Linked DNA regions of Mus musculus: all the other regions are linked to region 2. The links are chromatin loops, found by intact Hi-C in ENCODE. Cell type or tissue: heart. All regions are shown on one strand.

Region 1 (8,000 bases), 250 kb after region 2:
CATGCAAGAAGTCAGGGTGTGTATATGACAAGGCTGAAGCTGCAGCCTGGCCTGATGAGCAGAAGAGAAGCAGCCCCAGCTTCGACACTGTCACCTTCCAGCTCTGTCACTGTCACCTGCCACCCTCAATGCACCCTCCCTAGGATCTCCTTCTAAGGGTCATCCACTCCAAAAGGGGTCATTTTGCTCCCTGTTGGCAAGGCCTGGCAGTTCCCCAAAGCTGACTGGCATGATGTCTCTAGCAGCCTGTGGTACAGTTGGTGTGTAGGCTCCTTACCCTGGGGTCCCGGACACCCAGGAAAGGGCCAGTGAGAAGCTAAGGCATGTGCCTGGCTCTGTCTCTCTGGCCTGTGCCCCCGGGCTAGGCCTCATCCTTCCTTGGTGTGCAGAGGAGGGTGGAACAGGAGAATCACAAGGTCATGGGGTCACACCAGGAGCCTAGCAACTGCTCCTGTTATAGAGGACAGTGGGAGGGACACTGAAGGCGAGCTGCAGAAGCCAGGTGAGCCTGTCACCATAGGGCAAGACTAGGCTAAGACCTTGGAGGGCTCTTCTCCCTGCACAGCAAAGCCAGCTGACCAATCAGCATTCGGGGCAGGACAGGAGTCCATCAGTGTGAGAAGCAACACACTATGGTATCTGCCTTTTTAATTCATGCCACCTTCCCTCAGGTCTCCCTGACCCGGGACAGCCCCACCTGGCTAGACCTGGTCCCCCTGTTAAATGCTCCTCCTCTTCTCCCTCCTATGCTTCTGGCTGCTGTGGGATTCTGACCAGCAGAGATCCCTCATCTCCAACACCCTCACCTCATCCACATGACCCCCTACATGACCCCAAAAGACTCTCTCTCTCCAAAAGTTTCCCATCTGTGAAAGTCTTGGACATCAGTTTCCAAAAGTTCTTTGGAGAGAAGCAGGGGAGTTTTAGAACCCTGGAGCTGATCTCTCACTCAGTGCCTGGGAACAGTGAGGTTCTCTTTGGAGCTGAATCTTGGAGTGGCAGAGTTGGTATTTTGATTCCCTTAAGGAGACCCAGCACTGCCAAAGGCACCGCGACCTCAGCTCCTGTTTCATGTGGATCCCTATGGCGCTTGCCCCCCACTCTGCAGGTGAAGGCTCACACACCAGCAGCAGTGACCTGCAGGTTGCCAGCTTGCCTTCCTGCTCTGTCGTCTCCTCGAGGCACCTCCTTGCCAGTAGCTTTTCCTTAGAAGCATTCTTGGAAAGAGTGAATGAGTTAGGAATCAGCTCCTGCTAGTGCGACCCAAGAGGAGCCCAGACAGAGTACACACAGGCGTGGCAGGAGATCTGAATGGAGAGAGTTCATTTACTCTTCTGTTGTCTGAACCTTGCACCTAGCCCTGCCTGCCAGGTAGGAAGAGCTGTTCCCCGTTGAGGACCTAGATCCAACGTGGGCGATAGGAACAGAGAGAAACAACCCTTGGCCTGTGTCCCTTACTTCCTGGTTGAGGCCCAAAGAGCTAGCCAGGGCCTCTCAGAGGAGGGTGCTGCTATCGCGAGGAGTGTTCCCCCAAGCTTTCCTAATATCAGGTAGTAAGACTGGACTTCTACACCCAAGAAATTATCTGAGGAAAACTTTTCTGACCCCTGAGCTGGGGGAAGGGTCATGTCACATGGTGGAAAAGGGCGGGGACAAACCCCAGCAGTCAAAACTTTGCTCCTTCAAAATCTCCATGAAGGAGAGACTCCTTGGATGGTGAAATTTCCCAGTGGACCAAGATCAGGAAAAGCAGCAACATTTACCAGGTACCTGCTAAACCCAGCCCATGTTACTGAGGCCCAGCTGAGGTTCCAAATCTTAAGATCACAACAGGGTCACAGGCCGGTGAGAGGCAGCGCGAGGACTGACTCTGGAGTTCCTGTTGCCTGTTCGGTCTCCAGCTTCTCTAATATCAGGTAGCAAGACTGTAACCCATTTGAGGATAGATGGGCCTACCACTGTTGCCTGGGCATTGGGGGGGGGGGGGGGGGGGTGGGCTCTAGGGACCCTGGCTCTCTACTGCCCCCCAGAGCTTTTATAGAGAACAGCAGCATCTATGGGCTCTGGTCCCCTCTAAATGGGTCCCTGCCCTGCCTGTCTAATCCTCAGATCAGGTGCTTTGCTTTCTGAGAAAACTCCAAATTCCAAAAAAAATTCTCAGGACTCCAGGTAGGCAGGGTCCAGCCTCCATTCTTTGGGTCCTGCTTCCTCCTTCGAGCCCTCCAAGTCCTGTTCTCCATCCTTCTGGGCCCTCAGAATTCTGCCTGCTTCCCACCTAGAATTTTCCAGGCTCTGCCCTGCAAAACAACTTAATCACATGCATAATTAAATGGTCCTGGTCAAGGTACGGCCTGGTGATCTCTCTTTGGCTCCACCTCTCGATGGCTATGTTTTGGTTTTGGTTTGGTTCTGAGCATAGCCATTAATGTCCTTGCAACCGGCTCCTGAAAGCTAACTTTTGATGAAAAGTGCGCTGCCACCGCCGCACAGGCTCTCTCTGGTCCAACCAGGCCATTAAAGGCAAACTGAAAGCACAATGTGCCTCAATTCATCTTGCCTGTCTCCTTCAGTGCGGGTCACTTGCTTACTTCTGTGGGTAGACACGTCAGTCACTCAAGAGTTGTCTGTCTAAAAACTTTATCTGTTCCCCCAGCATCTTGCTTCAAGGCTAAAGGCACAAACAACAACTGAGGCAGATGGAGCCAACTTTTACAATGTCCTGTTCCCGACCCTGCAATGGCGAACTGCAGAGATTCAAAGGACAGGACACCCCGCCCCCCTACTAGGAAGGCCTCTTCTAGAGTGGACAGGCTACATGCTGGACTGGGAGTGTCTTACGGGAAGCAGATCAGTCCCCACATAGCAGGAATAATTGGGACCACCCTGCCAAACAGAACCTAGATGGGGGGGTCACCCAGGTTACACCTTCACCAGGATTGCTTAATTAGGTGTTTACATTGTTTTGCAGGGGAGCTAGAGATGGCTCAGTAGTTAAGAGCTCTTAATGCTCCTGTAGAAGGTAGTTCAGTCCCCAGCACCCACTTGGTGGGGGTGGGGTGGGGTGGGGTGGGTTGGGGGAGATGTGACTCACAACTGCCTGTAGTTCTAGGGGATGTAACCTTCTTTTGACCTCTGTGAGCTCCTCCAAACACACGCTCTTACACACATGAATAAAAGTAAGATACATCTTTAAAAAGGAAACATGGTCTCACAGTGAAGCCCAGGCTAGACTGGAACTCACTATGTAGCCCTGGCTAGGAGGCTTCAAACTTAATCCTTCTCCTGCCTCAAGTGGTATCAGGTGGGCCACAAGGCCTGGCATTTCTAACCCTGTGATTTCACTCCCAGTGTGGGAAAGCTGAGCTGGGGGTCTTTTTCCAGATCCTTCTACTCTTGTCTAGACTAGGCTTTCCCTTCTCCCCAGACCAGCTGGGCCTCCCTCGGAACCCCAGGAGAAAAGAACCCAGCCTGGGGTCAATGTGGGTGAGCCTTGTCCTTAGCTGAACATAACACTTTCTAATTTAAACATTTTTTATTACCTTGATTTTCTCTCTCTCTCTCTCTCTCTCTCTCTCTCTCTCTCTCTCTCTCTCTCTCTCTCTCTCTCTCTCTCTCGTGTCTGTGTGTGTGTGTGTGTGTGTGTGTGTACTCCTGTACCTTGCCACACATGTAGAAGTCAGAGGCCAGCTTATGGGTGTCCGTTCTCTCTTTCTACCATGTGGATTCCAGGAATCGAACCCAGGACATCACCTTTTCCCACAGAATCTCTTTCTTGGCCCTACCCCTTTACTGTTTATGGAATGGGGCATCACGGTTTTGAGAACTGCACAGGAATACATTGCAATCTGGTTTTTGACACCATCATTGCAGCTACCCTGCCCATTTCGGTCACTTCTGGCTCCAACTTGCCCAAATGTCAGGCTTCCTTCTGGCAGAAGCCCTCTGACTCCTTGACCTAATTCCACCCTCTTCATTCCTCCTCCCCCTTGGCTTGGTTAAGATCTTGGGCTGGCTGCCCTGGGGCTGGGATTCCTGGGTGCTGAGATGGGTTATAAATGGCCAGGGTCCACTCTGCTCCCTGTAGGGCAGGGCTACCTCATGCCAAGCCCCTTCTCCACTGGTCTCCACCGTCACATGACTCTTCTTTGTCCTCTTGGTCACTGGTCACATGGCCTTCTCTCCCCTCCTCTGCCCTCCCCTCCACGGGATGTGCTTTGCTCCTTGTCCCCAGACATCTTGGCCAGCACCACCTTTCCTGCTCATCTGAGAAAGCATTTCAGGAAATGCTTCTATGTTCAGCCCTACAGGGTTCCCCTCTGAGGATGGGGCCCTGCGGTGCTCCCTCTGAGGGTGCAGCTCCCACAGTGCTCCCTCTGAGGGTGCAGCTCCATGGTGCTCACTCAAAGGGTGGAGCCCACATGGTATTCACTCTGACAGCGGAGAACTATAGAGTTCACTCTGAGGGTAAAGTCCCACGGAGCTCACTCTCTGGGGGAGGGGTGTCTCCAGGGTGCTCACCCTGAGGTTGGCGCCCCAGGGTGCTCAGTGCCATGCAGTCCTTATTTACCCCCTCCCCTTGGTGTACATCTCCATGAGGCACACTTACTAGGGTATACCTGCCACTACTGCCCAGATGCTGTGGAAACCCAGAAGTGCCACTCCCCCACAAGAGGAGCCAGGCTCCAGCTTAGAAGGGCAGTGGAACTCAGTGGGTCTCCTATTCTGCACATGCTGGCCCTCCAAAGGTCAAGGCTGGGTAATTCCTAGGCCCAGAGATGCCAAGTGAAGAAAAGCACCAGACGGGGCTGCTCAGTAGCCACAGCGAGGTGGTCTCCATCTTGCTGCCTCAAAGCTTTTCCTGACCCACTTATCAGAATCTAAGTGTTTGTGTGTGTGGGGGGGGGGGGGGGGTGGGGGAGGCAGGCAGTTACACACCTTGCACTAGGCTGCCACCTTCTGGCCAACTGCCTGCTATAGCCATTACACTTGACGGCACAGCTCAGTGATCTCCCAAGCGGCCCAGTGTTCCTAGAGTTTGCTCCATAGGCTCTATGGCTGAAGCAGGCTAGCTAAATCAGGCCCTACCTCCCCAGAGCGACAAAGACTGCTAGAGCATCCCATACCTGCTGTGTGTGTGTTCTGCAAAGCACAGGACTCCCGGGAGCATGCCTACAGGGGAGCTGGCTCTCAGCTATGCAACTCTCAAATACTAGACACCCAGAAGTGACAGGCACAAGTCCCTTATGTGAATGCTGGGAGGAGTGCCCAGTTCTGCGGATGTTGCTCTAGGAATTCACCAGCAGGGACACTTTGGCAAGCCACTAGGCTCTGTCAGACTATCAACAAACCTCCCTTATCAGATTGCCTGGTGGTTAGCTTCCTCCTTCAGACTGTCCGCCCAGCTTCTCTGGTCAAGCTGTGTCTGGTGAACCTAACCTAACAGACTGGCTTGCCAGCCTCTGCCATCAGACTGTGGTCCGCCAGAGTCTCATCAGGCCGTGTCCCTGAATGATCTTGTGGCCACTGAATTCGAGGTTTTTGTCACGGGACTGCCAATATATACAAAGTCACTGAAGGAACCTTAGAATGATCTTCAAAAGCAGAAGAAAAAAGAGAAAGAAACCTCTAGAGAAAGCGTTAGCCCCACGAGGGCATTCCCGTGTCATCCTTTTCCATGCCCGGCTGTGCATATGTGTCAGCCACTATTAGCAGTGGCTATTAGCCCCAGTCTTTCTGTTCCCTGCCTGCTTCTTAGAGTGGACAACACTGGGCCTGTCCCTAGAACTTGAGACAAGGTGTCTCCTGCCCTGGACCCCACGTGTCTCCCAGGCCCAGATGCCTTTATTCTCCTCCCACTGCTCATCTTCCACCACCTTTGAAAGCCAGGCAAACAGAGGCTATTTGCTGAGCTCTGCACAGACAGACAGAGAGACAGACAAGGGTTCATTGTGTTCCTCGGTGCCTTCACTGGACACCTGACACCCACATTCCCTGTCTTCACCTAACAGACACTCTAGGGCATCTCTAGGCCCAGGAACTTTCACAGAGTCCTGAGAAGACACGGAAGTGCTGTCGCAAGCATTTTTTAGGGTCAGGAGAGGGACACCATGGCTGACATGGGAAGACACTGGGACACATGACTGGGAGTGTGTGGGTCTGCGTGTGTGTGTGTGTGTGTGACAAGATGAGGTTGTATGTAAGCAGTGTGGCCTTGTGCATATGGAGGCTCACTCTAGCTGGGAAACTGCATCGAGTCAGGTGGGCACGGAATGTAAGACACACACACACACACACACACACACACACACACACACACACAGAGCCAGGAAGGCCCTGCAGAGCTGGATAACTTCCCGCAGGGGCTTGAAGACACAGCGCCCTTTGGAAGGAGAAGCAGCAAGAAGCGGCGGCAGCAGGGAGGCCTACGAGGGGCAGCTGAGCAGGCGGGAATGAGGGGCAGACACCAAAGGCAGCCAGACGAACTGGAATTGTGGCCAGAACTAGAATCGTGGCCCTGGTTTGGCAGCCCACAGGGTCCCCACTAGTGACTAGTGTGGCCAGTTCCCTGTCCCATCCCCAGATGTTGTGGCGGCAGCTCCAGGGACCACAGATTTTCCCCAGGGAACTTGACAACCTCAGAGACACTTCCATCCGGCCCAGTGAATTCTCTTCTCAAGCCTCTGGTCTACCGCCTGGCAACCCTACTTCAGGCTGTGCCAGGGCCTTTCTGGAAAATGGAGCTTTTCCAAATGCCCACTGAGGCCCATCCGGCCTCAGGGATATGAGGACATGAAGGACTCGAAGGAGTAATGAGCATCAGAGAGGTGGAGCAACCTACCCAAGGTCACACAGCACAGAACGCACACATATGACAGAAGCTAGACTGCCGGCCAGGGCAGACAGTTTTATGAATGGATGAGCAAAACGCTCTCGCACCCCGCACAGCAGAAGGAAGGTACCATCTGCCGCTGTTTTTGTTGTTGCTGATTCAAACGTAAAGTCCCACACTGTCACACTAGGCTGGACCTAGGAATTGGTCTTTTTCTGAGTCAGACACTTCTCAGAGACAGACTTGAGATCAGACAAATGGCAAATCTCCTCTGACCACCAGCTCCGGAGAGACCTGACCCATGCTACCTCCACACAGACTCAGCGGCCCCATTCTAAAGAGGCAGAAAACCTACCTTGCTCAGGAGCCAGAAGCTGCAGGGTGGGCGAGGGAAGGGGTACCCTTGGCCTGTCTGCCTGTGACCTTGGCGGAGGCCTGCACAGTCCAGAGCGGTTTGATGTTGGCTCAGCATTCACTGTTCTGGGTGCCCAGGTCTTGGGGCTACCCAATGGCTTACATATTATGAGGAATCCACGTGGCCACAGGACAGCAAGCAGGTGGGCTGGGCAGAGGGCTCACGGGCTGTGACTCAGCGGAACTTGGGGAGGCTGCAGCCAGCTTCGGTGGGAGCTGCCCATGGCAGCCTGCGCAGGGAAGCCCAGCTGCCTGGCTCCCGATAAATATTTTATCATGCTTACGGAGCAGGTCCCAGGCGGTTGCCCGAAGCCCTGAAGCCTAAAGTACACCCCTTCCTGTCCAGGCCTGAAGTGGTGTGAATAGCCAGTCACACCACTTTTTCTTTTTCTGAGACATCTCCTTTCACTTCTGACCCAAGATGACTTCAGGGAATCTTGGCACAGCTCAGCACACAATGTCTACACCCCACTCAACCCTGCTGAGGCTAGGTTTGGCCACGCCCCTCACATGAAGCTCCCTTCTTCACTCTACCTAGAATGCCAGCCAGACTCAGCCCTGCTATCCTGCTAGCTCAGTGCCAGCCACCTCCTTCAGGAAGCCTTCCTGGATGCCCCTTCCTGTCACATAATCCCAGGAAAGTCTATTTTGGAGCCAGACTCAAAAATAGAGTTAAGGTGCCCCAGTGATGGGGACAAGATGAGGTTGTATGTAAGCAGTGTGGCTGTGTGCATATGGAGGCTCACTCTAGCCGGGA
Region 2 (8,000 bases):
CTTATCTGGCATTTCATCTTCTTAAGAGTTGACTCAACACATTCAGAAACATCTCACATATATTATCTACAGGTTTCTGTAGATTCCAATTCTAGTCAGCCAAGTCACAAATTTTTCAGGATCTACAAATCCAACCTCCAAGTTCCAACTCAGAGACAGGAATATGTGATTCTGAAAAGATGAAGACCACTAAATCTTGGTACCAAAAATACTCATGGCTGGCTTCCTCAACATCTTAGAGACATAGTCTCTGAAACCAAGCGTCTTACTACCAGTTTTCAAAAAATGAAGTTGCTATGGACAGCATCTGGATTTTTCTTTTGTAGAACAGGATCCTGTACATTCATGAGTCCTACCATTGAGCCACAGTCTTCGCTCACTGTTCTGAAAAGCTGACCTGCTCACCTTGCCCACTGTCCAAAAGGCCAGATCGCTAGGCCACACATGCCCCTTGTCACCCTGTGCTCTTCCACGGTGTGCTGAGTGTGCTAATCATAATCACTGTTTGCTGAAGGCTTACGGTTTCACTTCATCTATTCCCTCACCTATAGGGCTAGAACTAAGTAACTGTACAAAAGCCTCATTCAGCCAGGTGTGCCAGCTCCCACCACAGCCCCTTACACAGGAAGCTGAGGCAGCTGGATTATAAAGTGAGACCATCTCAAAAACAAAACTAAATGGCTCCCATCTACAGGTGTTTTCGATCATGTTAGCATTAAAAGGATTCTCATCCCCAGAACAAGGACCAGCAGGCTATATTGCACATTTAATGTACCTAATTTCCATAGCTGTCTCAGTAGAACCTGCGGAGCTCTTTCTCTCCTGGACACTTTAGTGCAAAGCAAACCACTATAGTCTGGATTTTACTCCACTCCAGGACTGTGCTTAAGACCAAGGCATAAAAAAAAATCCGTAACTAAAGATTGAGTTAAAAGACCAAGTCAGGGGCTGGAGAGATGGCTCAGTGGTTAAGAGCACCGACTGCTCTTCCGAAGGTCCTTAGTTCAAATCCCAGCAACCACATGGTGGCTCACAACCATCTGTAATGAGATCTGACACCCTCTTCTAGTGCATCTGAAGACAGCTACAGTGTACTTAGATATAATAATAAATCTTAAAAAAAAAAAAAGAAAAGAAAAAAAAAGACCAAGTCAGCTAACGGTTCTGTAAAAACAATAACATCAGTGCTTTGGTCCCCAAACATATCAGCATCTATCAGTACCAAAAAGGAAGACACCAGCCTGCAAATACAGCTGCAGAGCACTACTCCTTGCCGCCTTCTTCCCTTCCCTGTGTGCTTCAGAGCTGGAGTTAGCTTTGCGATGACTCTGCCTAGTGGACTGGCCTAGGACTATCAACCTGTTCAAGAGACCTAGATATGCAAAGTTTCCTCACAGAAGACAACTTTACTTTTTGCTGGTAAAAAATGACACTGATGTAAATTCTATGAAATCAGTGCAATTGCCGGGCACAGACTTAGCATCAGAACAGCTAACAGTGAAGTATGAGAAACACTGGAGTGAGGGACCGTAGGGAGCTGACCGAGGTAAGAACTGCAGCTGGCGAGCTCCTGTAACCTGCCTCCTAGTCATGACTAGACCACTCGAAACACAGCAGAGGATGCTGCGGGTGACTCTTGCTTCTACAGACTAATGACAAACGCACACTAACAGAACAGCATGCTCACACACAAAGAACACATTGCTACAGTACAGCAAACACCCACAGCTCACCAGGAACCAAACCTCTCCCGCTGTGTTTTCTTGAAGGTTTTTAAGTTCTAGCATAGTCTTCACCAAGAAAAGTAACATGAGCTGAGACACAGACAGCAAGAGACAAAGGGAGCGGCTCTGTACCTCTTCAACTTCGTCTTCCTCATCCCAGTTCCTGTCAGTCAACTCCTTCTCCGCAACTCTCTTCGCCATTTTTGTGAACCTAGATGACAGGAAACAGAAATAAGATGTTTGCTTTTCTACACCAGAGTAACTGTTACAAATACATTTTTGTTGCAGTTTTCACTTATTGTGTAATAAAACCACAAAATAGAGACGTATAAGAAAAAGCAATTAACAGATTTTAAGCAAATGAGACTTAGAGGGTTTGGCTCAAAGGGAAGGAAACACAGTAAGAAATTCAGGAAAATATGAAGTTCGGGGAAGTTAATTTTACTTTTTTAATTAAAAATTTTTATTACAAGTAATTAAAAAAATCCTAGTCCAGCATAAAATGTGGTGAGCATACCCCTGGTGCTGATGGAAAAAAAGCGCTGTAGTGAGAGCTTCACCGCGGCCATGGGCCTCCAGCATCAAATCCTCAACACAGGGCTACAGAGCAGGCAAAGACACCTGAGGGACACCAGCCCTCTCTTTCAACAGGAAACCAACTCCATTCACAAAATTAAGACAAACATCTATATTTTTTTCCACTTACCTTGCCAAACATCTATTGATCTTGCAAGAGCTATAGTATTTAAGTAGTATATTGTACGTAAAGTCCTTATGTCAATGCAAATATCCTTGCCATAAGCATTCTTTTTTTTTTTTTAAGTATAGAATAGGGTTTATTCAGGACATGGGGAGGGGAGTCGAGAGGGTAGTAGAGGCAGAGAAAAGGAGAGAGAGAGAGAGAGAGAGAGAGAGAGAGAGAGAGGAAGAGAGGAAGAGAGGCTGGCCAGGAGCACATGGGAGGGGGGGAAGGGAAAGAGCAAGAGACAGCAAGAGAGCCATGAGCACTCTTAATATTTAAAATATAAAGATGATTCAGAAGTTTATTCTTGGGTAAGGATTTTAATAATGCCTGAGAAATACTTTTGCAACATGAGTAGTTTTCTCAAGGCTACAATTAATAGAAATGGCTCCCAATTAACAATTAATTGCCTGAATTAAGCAAATTAATTGTGCAAAGCTAAGACATTACAAATTTAAAAATTTAGGTGCTATGGATGTGGTTGCAACTGATAATATAAATTGCTTCAAATATACAGCATCAAGGCTGGAGAGATGACCGGACAGGCGAGAAAGCACACTGCTCTCGTGAAGTTAGTGTTGGATTCCGAATACCCAACAGCAGCTCCCAAGTACCTGTAACTCCAACTCTTGGGGTATCTAACTAACTTTTCTGGCTTCCACGGGTGAGCAAGCACAAATTAATAATAATAATAATAGCAGCAGCAGCAGTAGTAGTGGTAGTAACAAGAGCCAGGCAAGGTGGCATACACCTTTAACCCCAGGACTCAGGAGATAGAGGTAGGTGGATCTCTGTGAGTTTAAGGCCAGGCTAGTCTACAGAATAAGTTCTAGGACAGCCAGGGCTACACAGAGAAAACCTGTTTCCAGAAAAAAAATGCCTTGCCTTTTAGAAATAGCAATAACAGGGGCTAGGGAGATAATAGCCCAGCAGTTAAGAGCACACATTATTACTCTTGCAAAGGACCCAAGTCAGTTCCAGCACCCATGTCAGGCAGCTCATATTCCTGTTGGGAGTTACAGGGGATCTAGTGCCCTCTACTGTCCTGCACAGGCACTGTACACACACACAGAGAGAGAGAGAGAGAGAGAGAGAGACAGAGAGAGAGACAGAGAGAGAGACAGAGAGAGAGACAGAGAGAGAGACAGAGAGACAGAGAGAGAGACAGGAGCTTGGAGGGTTTTGTTCTAAGCACTGTTTCATCTCTTCAGAGCAGCTTTAGCAGCGAGGGTACTTGCCCAGGCTGGCAGTAGGTACTCCTTCCTGATACTTTCTCCATTCATTTACCCTCAGCACAACATCCCACCAGAGTAGGCCTGGAACAGTCATTAGATACAAACTTACCCATCGCTTAATGCTCTACAGCAGATTAGCAACTACAGAGTAAGTTTGAAATCATAAATTCCAAAGCCTTCCAATATCTGACGTGCAGGGCTCCAGCTTTCGAAACATTCCAACCTTTTACATTTTTCTCTTACAGGCACGTTTTCTGATTACAGAATGAATGATTTTAAAAATGAAGATTCTAAAATATACAGCATGAGTTTTAATAAATATCAGTAACTGGGAACCGTCTCTTTTTAACTCCTCTCCCAAACCGCTGCAAAATTAATCTTATCAGAAATAGCGTTCTTTACAGAACTGTTCACAGGTGAGGTCTCTGGATCCCTAGGGAAATTTTTCTAATCATTACCTAACATCACCACCAGAGGGCAAAAGAGGTAAGCAGTGACCCTGCTAGATTTACTGTTTTAAGATGTGGACAAAAGGAATAGTGGGAAACGCATTTAAACTGTCTAGCTCAGACTTGAAACTAAAGAGTACCTGACAGACTAAAACAAACGAATGCTGCCGCTGCCATTTCACACTTTACTCAGATGAGTCAGAGGCCAGGAATTCTAGTTTTGTTTCCTGATGACTCTAAAATGTCCCAAACCTACCTGGCTCATAGATCTGTTGTTGATTCAGTGGTCCGAGGCATTACTTATTTGAGAAAATACAAGATGCTATTGCTAGCTTCCAGGACAAGCTGAGCGAGCCTGGGCAATCGGGTTTGGCGAATGATTATCTGTGGGACAGAGGGACTGCTATGAAAACTAAGATGGCATAGCTTAGAAGAGTGCCTCAAACAGAGGAAGTGTCCTGTCAAAATAGTAACAAAAATAACCCCTATTTTTACTCCAAAACTCAAAAGCTGTAGAGGGAAAAGTAACTACTACTATAGGCTAAACTTTTAAAACACATTTCACCAACCCGGGTGATGGTAGAGGGAGGCTGAAGCAGGATGACAGTTTGAGGCCAGTCTAAGCCATAGAACAAGTTCAAGGCCAACATAGGAGATACATACTTTTTTTTTTAAAGCACCAAATACCTACTTATTTCACATTCCATAGTTAAACACAACTCTGCAAATTATCTGGAACAAGGCCTGGCACTTGAGACTTATCTGCCAGCTATTATTGTTGTTATTAAAGCTTTTCTGTTTTATTTTTCTTTTAAAGCGGTGGGGACAGGATCCAGGGTCTCGTACGTACTAGATAAGCTTCTACCAATATGTTACCGGGGAAATTTAATCCCTGTAATAAATGACTTACAACAGCTGCCCGGAAGACTTTGCCAAATGTCTGCGTTTGTGGGTAAAATGGCTCCACGAAATGCTTTTAAGATATGAAGCTAGGAAGTTGCCGGGGGACGGGGTGTGTGTGTGTGTTGACAGGGGATGGTGATGGTGTGTGTGTGTGTGTGTGTGTGTGTGTGTGAATTATTCACGATCGGGCCGCTTCCTGCGGTGTGCGCACCCGCACAACTCTGCGGTCAAGAGATGACTTTCACAGGAAAACACCAGGAGCCGATCGAGGTCACTATAACGCCCCGGAAAAGCCCAAACCTCAAAAGTGGCCCTGGACGAACCCGGGTGACCAACGGCCTGGAAACTCGGTGAGGGCACCGGGGGACCGAACAGCCGGGGAGACGACATGTAAGGGGCGAAGGCCAGCCAGGGTTGGGCCAGGGCGGCCCTGCCACCGCCGCCTACCTCCGCTGGGGCCGAGGCCCGCGCTCAGCCGAGCCTTCCACTGCCAGGCGGCTCGCCCGGCAGGCCCGGCCCGGTCCGGCTTCACAAACAGCCCGCCGCGTCGCCAAGGCGGCCGCCGCCCCGCCCTCCTGGCCTGCCCGGCCCTCACCTACCTTGACTGCCGCCGCCGATCACGCTGGAGTCCCGGCGCCGCGGCGAGCAGGGCCGAGGCGGCGGTCGCGGCCGCTGGGAGATTCCGGTGCGTCGAGCGCCTCCGGGAACTTCGTGATCAGCAGAACTCGGGAGCCGTGTGTCTCTGAGTCCGACACTGAGGACAAGAAGAGACATCCGCTCAGCCCGAAGCTGCTACAGAACGGTGAAGAGAGCGCCCGGGGCCGCCATCTTGTAACTCGAATGGACGCCTCCGAACCAATCGGAGGGAAAAGAGAGGGGGAGGGGGAAGAGGCAAGCGACGCCCGCATCCAGCTACTGCGCATGCGCGTCGGAGCCTCCGCCGCCGGCCCCTTCTCCTGAGGGCCACTTGGGTCGCGCGGCGCATGCGCAAGCCCGCCCTAGAAACAGTCGCCGGGAGGACCATTGGAGCTCGCGCGTGCGCACAGGGAGCGCGGGCAGCGGGCCGGGAGCCAAAGCCACTGTCAAACGCGGGTTAAGCACGTTGGTCACGTGTCGGCCGCCGTCCCAGTTTGAGGAGGTTCGCGCGCCAATCGCTGCCGAGACACTAGCGGGAGGCGTTGTGGTCAGTGACTTTGGAGGCCTCCGATGGTGTGGTGGGTGGCTGAGGAGACTGGCCGTGGATCTGGGGGGAGCACGAGGCGGGTGCAACGTGATTCTCACGTGGACGGGCCTTGGGGAGGGTGGATCTCAGTCTGCGGAGACTTGGAAGCTTGTGGTAGCTCTTCCCGACATGGGGCTGGAGAGCCCTGCGGGACGGACTCTAAAGGTCACCTGCCCCAATTGCTGCTTTATGATAGATGTCCACAGATTTCCTCGTTGGGAGCTGTAAATTTGCCCCAAGCTGCAGGACCAGCTAGGGCCCACAGGAGATGAAGTCCCCGGAGGGATTCAGCTGCGGGACGAACCGTATGCGTCCTGGACCAGGACTCGTGTTTTGTGTGCTTTTAGCTGACTACAGCACTCTAAAGCGGTTCAGTTGTTTAAGAAGGGATTCCGGTTGGTCTAATTCTTCTGCTTGAGTTTTAACGAGAATGTGAACCAGAATGTCAGACCCATCCTTAACCATCCGGAAACGGGTCTCAGAGAAACTAGCATTTCTAGAGCAATAGTTCCAAACTTTTGAGAGAGGACAAAGGGGGTTCCAAGGGAGAAGTCAAGTCCCTTATTTTCAGGGTGTTTCATCCATCGATCTGCAAGAACTGCAAAAGGAGACTAGCTGGCACGGTGGTAGAGTACTTGGCTAGCACGAGGAAAGCCCTAAATTCAGTTCCCCCAGATCCAGCAGAGTGAAAGAGAAAAAGCCAGATCGCATTTAATGCACACATTTGTTCTTGATTCAACTGACTGCCAATGAAGTGTCTTCTGAAAATTTGTGTTAAATACATGCAAGGTATTTTTCTTGTCATTCTCTACACATTTCAGCTATGTCGTTAACGTCATATTTAGTGCTATAAGTACTCCAGAGATAATTTAAGTATCTGAAGTCAGTCAGGTCATGGGCATTTTCAACTAAAGTCACAGTTACTGGAAGGCTGAGGCAAGAGGATCAGCCCAGGCCAGCCAGAGTAACAAGAAGATCCTCATTAATACAGACCAGACCCACAATCACAGCTATTCAGACAGTTGAGGCAGGAGAATCAAAACTTTAAGGCCTATTCTGGGCCACAGATAAAATTCAAATCTATGTTGAGCGTGCCTGAGCAACTTAGACCCTCTCCCAAAAATAAATAAAAATACAAAACTGGCTGGTCATAGTGGTGCTCATTTTAATCCCAGTACTTGATTAAATCCCAGTACAGAGGCAGATCTCTGAATTCCAGGCTAGCTTGATCTTCATAGTTCCAAGATGGCCAGCCTCACATATTGAGACCCTGTCTCAAAAGCAAACAAAAACACAACTACCAAAAAGCAACCAAATGAAGAACCAGAAAGGGTTGGGGGTGTTCAGTGGTAAAGTATCTGCCTAGCGCCTGTGAGGCCGTAGTACTGCAAAAGGAAACCTAAGTAAACTGGAAGTAGTAGTCCACACCTTTAATTCCACCACTCAGTACTGAGGAACAAAAACCTAGCTGCAAGCCGAATTCATTGGAGTGAGATGTCCGTGTGAAACCTGCCCGGAATTCTTTCAGGTTATAGGCAGTTTGGGTAATCTAGGAACTGGGACATGATTGCAAGTTCAAGGCCATGTTGAAGGATCAGGTGAGATCCTCTCTCCAACAGCAAAACCTGCAAGTAAAATACTTCATGTGAATACTGTGCCACTTAATATAAGAGCCTTGAGCAGACTGGAGTGACTCGGTGTTTAAAAGCACTTGTTCTTTCAGGG
Region 3 (8,000 bases), 70 kb before region 2:
TGCTGGGATTTGAACTCAGGACCTCTGGAAGAGCAGCCCGTGCTCTTACATTTCCACATTGTACACAGTTTTAGGTATAATTGACATATAATGAACTATACAAGTTTCTGAGTTTTATTTTACATTTTATTTTATTTTGTTTTTTATTTATTTACTTTTTGGTTTCTTGAGACAGGGCTTCTCTGTGTAGCCCTGGCTGTCCTGGAACTTGCTCTGTAGACGAGGCCTGCCTTGAACTCAGAGATCTGCCCACCTATACCTCCTGAATACTGAGATTAAAGGCATGCACCTGGTGTATAATTTGCTGAGTTTTAATAGAAATGTATACATATATATTATATATATATCCCATGAACCCATAATATATATACATATCCCATGAACCCATTATATATATATATGTGTGTGTGTGTGTGTGTGTATCCCATAAACAGCAAAGTTAATCACTCCACTCTAAAAGCTTTCTCCTGTCCCTTTGTAATCTAGTTCCATCTTTATCTGTCTGTCTCTCTTTTCTCTCTCTCTCTTTCTGTGTGTCTATCTGTGTGTCTGTGTGTTATGTTTGAGCTCACTGTGTAACTCTGGCTAGTCTCAAACTCATGGCAACCCTCCTGCCTCAGACTCTGAGATCTGGGATTACAGGCATAAGCCACAATGCTGGACTTCTGTTCCTCTTCATCTCCCCCTCCATTGTCCCACCTCATCCCTGTCCTTCCAACTCCAGGTCTGCTTCTGTCCCTATAGGTTAGGTTGCATTTCCCATAACTACATGTAAATAGAACTGTACAGCAGGCTCTCATTCAGCTGGGGTCTGGCTTCTTTCCCTCAGTGTAATAGTTTGGAGAGTCATCCTTTTCGTTACGTGATATCAATCATTACATGATATTAATGGTTTGTTCTTTCTTATGGCTGAGTCGGATTGCACTGTAAGGTGACACATTTGCAGCTGGTTGACCCATTTGCCTATCAAAGGAGGGACACTTTCTCCTTTAGCGGTTACAAGTGACACTACCTGTGCCTGAAACATAGGCCAGGTTAGTATCGTGCAACTTTAATCCTAGCACTGGGGAGGCAGAGGCAGGCAGCTAGCTCTCTGTGTGTTTGAGGCCAGGCTGGTCTACACAGTGACTTCCAAGACAGCCAGGATTACACAGACAGACCCTGTCTCAAAAACACAAAACACAAAACAATAACAAGAACAAAGAAACCCCAAGTTGTTTTCCAAGTGCCTGCGCACTTACATCCCACTTGCCGTGGGCAAGAATCCCAGTTTGGCCCTGTGCTTTCCCGCTATGGCTGGGACCGGTGTTTTGAAGGCTTGGCTCCTATTGCAGCAGTGTCCACAAATGACCTTTGGGGAGGTGACTGGATCAGAAGGGCTCTGATCTCTCCCATAGGTGGATCCACTGACAGGGCCAATATTTGACAGGCTGCTGTGAGGTAATACTACTTTAGGATGTAGGTAATGCCCAGGAGATGGTTGAGGGGTACAGGTCCCTGTGGGTGTTCCCTCAGGGACATTTTGTCCCCTGCCCCTTCTATTTGCTTTGAGTCTTGGTTACTGTGTGTCGAGCAGCCTCCGCCACACCCACTCACCACCTGACACTCTGCCTTAGATCCAAAGCAGTGAGTGGTGGGCGTGACCTGGGGAACCCAGAGCCAAAACAGACCTTTCCTCCTTTAAAGCTGTGTTCGCAGGTAGCCTGTCACAGCCCCGGGAATCTCACGACACACCCACCCACACTTGCCACGCTCAGTCTGACTTCTGAACACTGTGAAGTGGGCGTAGCGATGTGTCACAGACACAGCTCACTCCCTACTAAAGGATGCTGAGTTTCTTCTCGTATGCTTATAACTTCATCTTCTTGGGGGCCAGTTTATTCTAATCTGCACCTAGAAGGCTTTTTTTTCCCCATGATGCTGAGCTGCACCCCAGTTCAGTGATAGTTCGTCTTGCTATTTTCTGCCTGTAAAGGTTCTTTCTATAGTCTATTTAGTGTATGTGCATATATGTATTTGGGTGTACATGCATGCGTATGTGCATATATGCGTATGTGCATATATGTATAGATGTACATTCTTCTCTGTCTCTCTGTCTCTCTGTCTCTGTCTTTCCCTCTGTGTGTGTGTGTGTACATGTGTATATGTGTGCTTACATGAAGGCCAGAAGAGGGTGTTTTTGGTTTTTTGAGACAGGGTTTCTCTGTACAGAAGAGGGTGTTTGATGTCCCACCCATACATACTCTGTCTACTCCTTTGAGGCAGCTTGGCATGTGATTGCTGGGATCCAATTCTGGTCTTCATGATCACACAGCAAGAACCCTTAACAACTCAGTAATCTCTCCTGCCTCTGCCTTCTGGACACTCCCAACAGGGATGACAGGCATGCACCACCAAGCCTGGTTTATGCAATTTTGGGAATTGAACCCAGGGCTTTGTGCATGCTAGGTAGGACTATACCACTGCACTGCATTTCAGCCCTGGAACTCTGTTCTTTCTGTATGTGGATAGTCGCTCTAAGCTGTTTGGTGATACACTGTTCCTTCCCCTAGTGTATAGCTTGATATCTCTCTCTCTCTCTCTCTCTCTCTCTCTCTCTCTCTCTCTCTCTCTCTCACACACACACACACACACACACTCCATTATAGGCTAGGGAGATGGCATTCCTTTCTGACCCCAGCTCTTGATAGGTAGAGACAGGAAGATCTGAAAGGTTCATGATCATCTTCTGCCAATGAGTTCAGCAGTGAGTTAGAGGCCAGCCCTGGCTACATGAGACTTTGTCTCAGAAACAGAACCAAAGAACAACAAAAAACAAAAACAAAAAAACAATTGACTGCATGATGTGCCAACAGCAGCCTTGTCCTTAGAGATGTTTACCTTGGAGCTGGGTACTCAGGAGGCAGAGACAGGTAGATCTCTGAGTTCAAAGCCAGCCTGGTCTATACAGTGAGTTCCAAGACAGCTAGGGATGCACAGACAAACCCTGTCTTTAAAACAAACAAATAAACAAACAAACAAAGGATGTTTGCCTGAGTTCCTGGGGGGATTGTCCATCTAGGTTCACTCCTGTACACTCCAGCACTCTCAGTGGCTAGCGACACAGTTCTCACATGTCTCTGCGTGTGAGTTGTGACCCACAACTGTCCTGTGTGAACTAAAATATTCAAAGAAAAGCCGGTGGATGTGTTGTGTGGTTCCAGCCTGCTTGTCCAGGCAGACCTCCTCACCGGCTGCTGGGTGGGCTGTGCCTGCTCAGCTTCAGCACCCGCTCTGTCCTGCCCTGGGGCTGCCGACTCCTTCTTTGGGAGGAAGACCCATGCCCAAAGGGTGCCTGTTGATTGTGACTGAGAGTCAGAAGTGCCCATAGGCTCTTAGCACACAGGAGAGGCCACAAGGTCTTCCACCATGGTGGATCTAACCTGGATTTTTTTTTTTTTTGGACCGTGGCAAAAGCTGCTGCTGCAAGTGGACAGAAGGGGGCAGTGTGGAGGCAGGGTTGGAGAAGGAAGCTTGGCAGGCACAGGGCTCTGGAAGGCCACTCCCTTGACTAGGACCCTGTCAGTCATCAAAGCAGCCCTGTTACTAAAATTGTTTTTTCCCTCCAGAGGGAGACACTACTAATATCTGCCCCTCCTCCTAAGGTCCCAATGATGCCACCAAAGTTCACTCTGGGGCACCTATGAGTTTATTGGGCTTACTCACAAAGCATAGGCAGTTGGGGAAGAGGGGGTTGCTGGCAGGACTGTGGGTGCTTCCTAGCAAACGGCTGCATGAAACAGGAGGATAACTTTCCCACAGTTAAATACATGTGGCACCCCTCCCCTATATCCTCCAGCCCCTCCCCCAACTCCAAGACCCCAAAGCTCTGTGCAATTAAGAATTAGGGAACACAGATAGGGATGGCTGGACACTTGGGTGAGCGTCCCATGACTCTCCCCGTTCTCTCTGTCTGTGAGAAAAATGTTAGTCATCTACATGCCCAGTTGTGACCATTTGTTTTGTGACCAGGCTTAGCAGAACTCCTGAAGATGGCAGCAGGTTTGGGGGACAGGTCCTGCACAAGTTCCTGGTTTTGACGGCAGAGCTGAGAAGGGAGGTTCACAGTGGTTGGCCTCTTTTTGGGATCCCAGGGAAGGCAGAACTCTGTCCCAATCCCCCCCCATCCCCCACTCTCTGTGCCATGTTCCTTCCATGTCTAACTCCATCCCCACCCCTCCCCCCACCCTAGACCCCTAACCCCTGACACCTGCCACCTCTGCCTTGCAAAGCTACCAGCCTTCATCTGCCCTCCACAGATTTGACTGCATTTATGGGGAAGAGGAAGCGGGGAAGAGGGCTGGGTTCAAAGCCTGAATTTAATTAGCCTCTGGTTCCTCCTCAAAACAGTAGGTGAGTCACTGACACGGGCAGAATCTGACTTGTGAAATCAGGTCCCATCTCTGCTGCCCAAGCTTGACAGATGGATCCAGTCTGGCCAGGCCTTAGAAAAGTCTAGTACTGGCTAGAGAGCAAACTTCGACTGTTCTTCGGGAATGCCGAGGCCACCAGTACAACTGGAGATTGTGGGGACTGCCTCCTCCGGAAAGTCTTCCCTCCCTGACTCCAGTCCTGCCTCAGCCTGGGTCTGGCGGCGGCCTCTTCCCAGGCACTTAGTTTTCCTAGGAGAAGCATAGCCTGGAGCTTGTGACATTCCTGTGCTGTTGCAGGGGTTCAGGGGGCTCCCCTCAGAGTCACCAACATCCATCCCTCAAGAACATGCCAGGAGGAGGCAGGCAGCATAAAAAGAGAACACAACGAAACACTTTTCTTCTCTAAGCTCTGGGTCTAACAGGAAATACAGAGGCACGGAGTCTAGGCGTGCAGAGGCTGCCAGACAGCCTCCCATGGAGCCTACACACAGCGCCATGGGCTGCGATTTCCATCACATTTTGCAAAGGAGGGAGCTGAGGCTGAGCTGTCCCTCCCAGCTGGGGAGTCAGCAGAACTAAGGGTGACACTTCCCTCTTCCTCCTAGCTGTCGGTATGTAGGAGGAGGAAGCCCTCTGAACTTCCTCTTTGGCTCATGGGGAAACTGAGGTTTGTAGCAGGGGAGGGGCTGGCAGTCACTAAGCTCCACAGGCTGAATCAAGACTTGAACCCAAGTCCCTGATTTTTCTTGTTCTCCTTTTACAGTCACCTCCTCTTCTGCCCCTGACCATGGCCCCAGACCCAGGCTTTTTCAGATTCCTATTCTACCAGGTACAGCTGTGGTCCACAGCAGCCAGGGAGTCAAGCGTCCTCCAGAGGGATCCAGGACTATGATTTTGGGGATCCCCATGAGTGCGCTAGAACAATATATCACCGCTGGCCTGTCCCTCTGGTGACTATCCCTACTGTCACTGACAACCAGCTAGGGTTTCCATAATCCTGTGACAGTGGCTACCAAGATTCACTTACTGTTCAATGACTCAACCTGCATTCATGGAGACCCACTGTGTGTCAGCTCCTCAAGGGCCTAGCAGTCACACCCAAGAGGCCCACTGCGTCTCAGCTCCTCAAGGACCTAGCAGTCACACCAAGAACTATCTCCCCTGCCCCCACTGGTTCACCTTTCACCCCAAATAGTAGTGTGATGGCTTGAAAGGACATAGGGGTACTGGGCAGAAACAGGCTCTTAGGGACCAGGAAGATCAGAGCTGGAATTGGGTCACAGATTCTCAACATTTCCCTAGGAAAATGATGTCTGAACTTGATGGTAAGGAACTTTCCAGAAGGAGGAAATAACACTCAGAGTTTGTGGCGGGAGGGATGGCAGCCTGTGCAGATGCAGATGCTGAAATAACAGGAGGGAGAAGGCAGCTGGCTCCAGGACATCTGGTCCCACCTGCAGAAAAGGGAAGACTTCAGGTTTGGGCTTTAGAAAAGTCTCTCTAGCCAGGGGTGCACAACTTCAACCCCAGCACTCAGGAGGCAGAGGCAAGTGGATCTCTGTGAGTTCTAGGCCAGCCTTGTGTACAGAGTGAGTTTTAGGGCAGTCAGGGCTACACAGACAAACCTTGTCTCAACAACAACAACAACAACAACAACAACAACAACAGCAACAACAACAACAAAAACCAAAATAATACAGAGCTTCTGGAGGGAAATAATAATTATTATAATAACAATAATAATTATCATTATTATTGTGTAAAGATTTTATTTATGTGTATCTGTGCATGTCTGTAATCCTAGAATCCTAGAACAGGCAAGAGGATTCCAAGCTCAAGGCCAGTTTAGGCTACTTAGCAAGACCCTATTTTAAAATGAAAATGTCCAGCCGGGCGTGGTGGCACACGCCTTTAATCCCAGTACTTGGGAGGCAGAGGCAGGCGGATTTCTGAGTTCAAGGCCAGCCTGGTCTACAAAGTGTGTTCCAGGACAGTCAGGGCTACACAGAGAAACCATGTCTCGAAGAAAAAAAAAAAAAAAAAAAGAAAGAAAGAAAGAAAAAGAAAAACAAACAAAAAACAAAAAAAGAAAATGTCCAAAATGGCTGGGGATCTATAGACATAGACATAGACACAGACATAGACATAGACATAGACATAGACATAGACATAGACATAGACATAGACATAGACATAGACATATCTCAGTGGGAGAGCACTTGCCAGTATGTCTGAGGTCCTGGGTTCAAATTCTTAGTATAAAAATAATGCTGCCAGGCAGTGGTGGCGCCCACCTTTAATCCCAGCACTTGGGAGGCAAAGGCAGGTGGATTTCTGAGTTCGAGGCCAGCCTGGTCTACAAAGTGAGTTCCAGGACAGCCCGGGCTACACAGAGAAACCCTGTCTCGAAAAACCAAAAAAAAAAAATAATAATAATAAAAAAAAAAGCTATCCCAAATCTTCCTGACCTCAACTTCTCAACTCTACGAGGTGTTGCTTTCAAACTCTGTGGCTCCTTTCTCACAGAGGCATGAACATCTAATTATAATCGCAAGGTCGCCCCCTCCGGGGCTGTTTACAGGAGCTATTCAAAGAAAAATAGAGTGCTAAGGGGAAAAAAATTCTAAATAATACTGTAGACAGTATTCTTTGGCGGTTGGGGCGATGGCTCCGTCAGCAAAATGCTTGCCATACAAGCATGAGGACCTGAGTTCGAGTCCCCAGAACCCACATGGCAGCTCATCACTGGAATTCCAGTTTCAGGGGGGTCTAACACCTTCTTCTGGACTTCATGTGTTCCAGGCACATGGGGTGCACAGACATACATGTGGGCAAAACATATACATAATATAATATTAATCTGGGCTGGAGAGACGGCTCAGCTGTTAAGAGCACTATCTGCTCTTCCAGAGGTTCTGAGTTCAATTCCTGGCAACCACATGGTGGCTCACAACCATCTATGATCTGATGCCCTCTTCTGGCATGTAGGTGTTCATGCAGATAGAGCACTCATATACATTAAATAAGTAAAATCTTTAAAAAATATATTAATCCATATGTTTTTGAAGTTGGACTCGGTGGCACATGTCTTTGATCCTATTGCATCACTGGGGCTTGGTGGTCAGCAAGTTTAGCCTGATTGGTGATCTCTACGGGTCAGTGAGAGATCTTGCCTCAAAAAATAAGGTTGAGAGCAATAAAGAAAGACACCCAAAACCAGCCCCTGCCTGCTGCATATTCATACATATGCACAATAGTACACACAGAGACTGAAATGAGGAGACCTTGCAGTGGAGATCTGGGGATGGCTGCATTGAATTTCCCAGATGTGAGAGAACCTGTATGGTGGTATACACCTGTGATCTCAGCACCTACCGGGAGATGAAGGCAGGAGGATCGGAAGTTCAAAGTCAAGAAGCAAGTTCTGAGCAACGGGGAGAACCTGGGGTCATAAGAACAGCTGGCTGGGAAGCTGTAAGTACACACTCCTGCCTTCCAGCAAGCTCTTGCCCTTAGCAGAGTTTCAGGGGAGGACAGAAGAACCCTTGGTAGGCTGGCTATAGTCCACCTACCCTAAGAATTGACTGG

Evidence for each region. Hi-C counts contacts between places; a loop is a spot of excess contacts. Peaks named below come from ENCODE experiments on the same cell type or tissue, not always from the same donor. Only the 100,000 strongest peaks of a DNase experiment are listed, where the experiment ranks them.
Region 1: it touches region 2 in a loop (4-fold over the local background); 7 of 42 quality-filtered maps call a loop at or near these places.
Region 3: a loop joins it to region 2, with 5 times the contacts of the local background. A loop is called at or near these places in 18 of 42 quality-filtered maps.

What each region holds. Positions count from the first base shown.
Region 1 is chr15:84,668,890-84,676,889 of GRCm38, reverse strand. It overlaps a transcript of Prr5 not described here. Among named protein-coding and RNA genes, the nearest start is that of Prr5, 8.1 kb to the left of the region's middle. In heart, CTCF peaks have their summits at 2,049, 4,795 and 4,994 (motif pointing left); DNase peaks (open chromatin) are centred at 4,029, 4,969, 5,324 and 7,301; H3K27ac peaks cover 1,552 bases.
Region 2 is chr15:84,921,303-84,929,302 of GRCm38, reverse strand. Nup50 (nucleoporin 50) reads right to left here and starts at 5,875. Exons shown (of 8, transcript NM_016714.2): 1 at 5,653-5,875; 2 at 1,857-1,935. The coding sequence starts at 1,925. In heart, CTCF peaks have their summits at 3,492 (motif pointing left) and 4,167 (motif pointing right); a DNase peak (open chromatin) is centred at 6,122; H3K4me3 peaks cover 3,842 bases; H3K27ac peaks cover 2,478 bases.
Region 3 is chr15:84,991,663-84,999,662 of GRCm38, reverse strand. All of the region lies in intron 3 of Gm39558 (a long non-coding RNA gene), which reads right to left. Among named protein-coding and RNA genes, the nearest start is that of Gm39558, 7.6 kb to the right of the region's middle. In heart, CTCF peaks have their summits at 3,276 and 3,479 (motif pointing right); DNase peaks (open chromatin) are centred at 3,522, 4,442 and 4,982; H3K27me3 peaks cover 698 bases.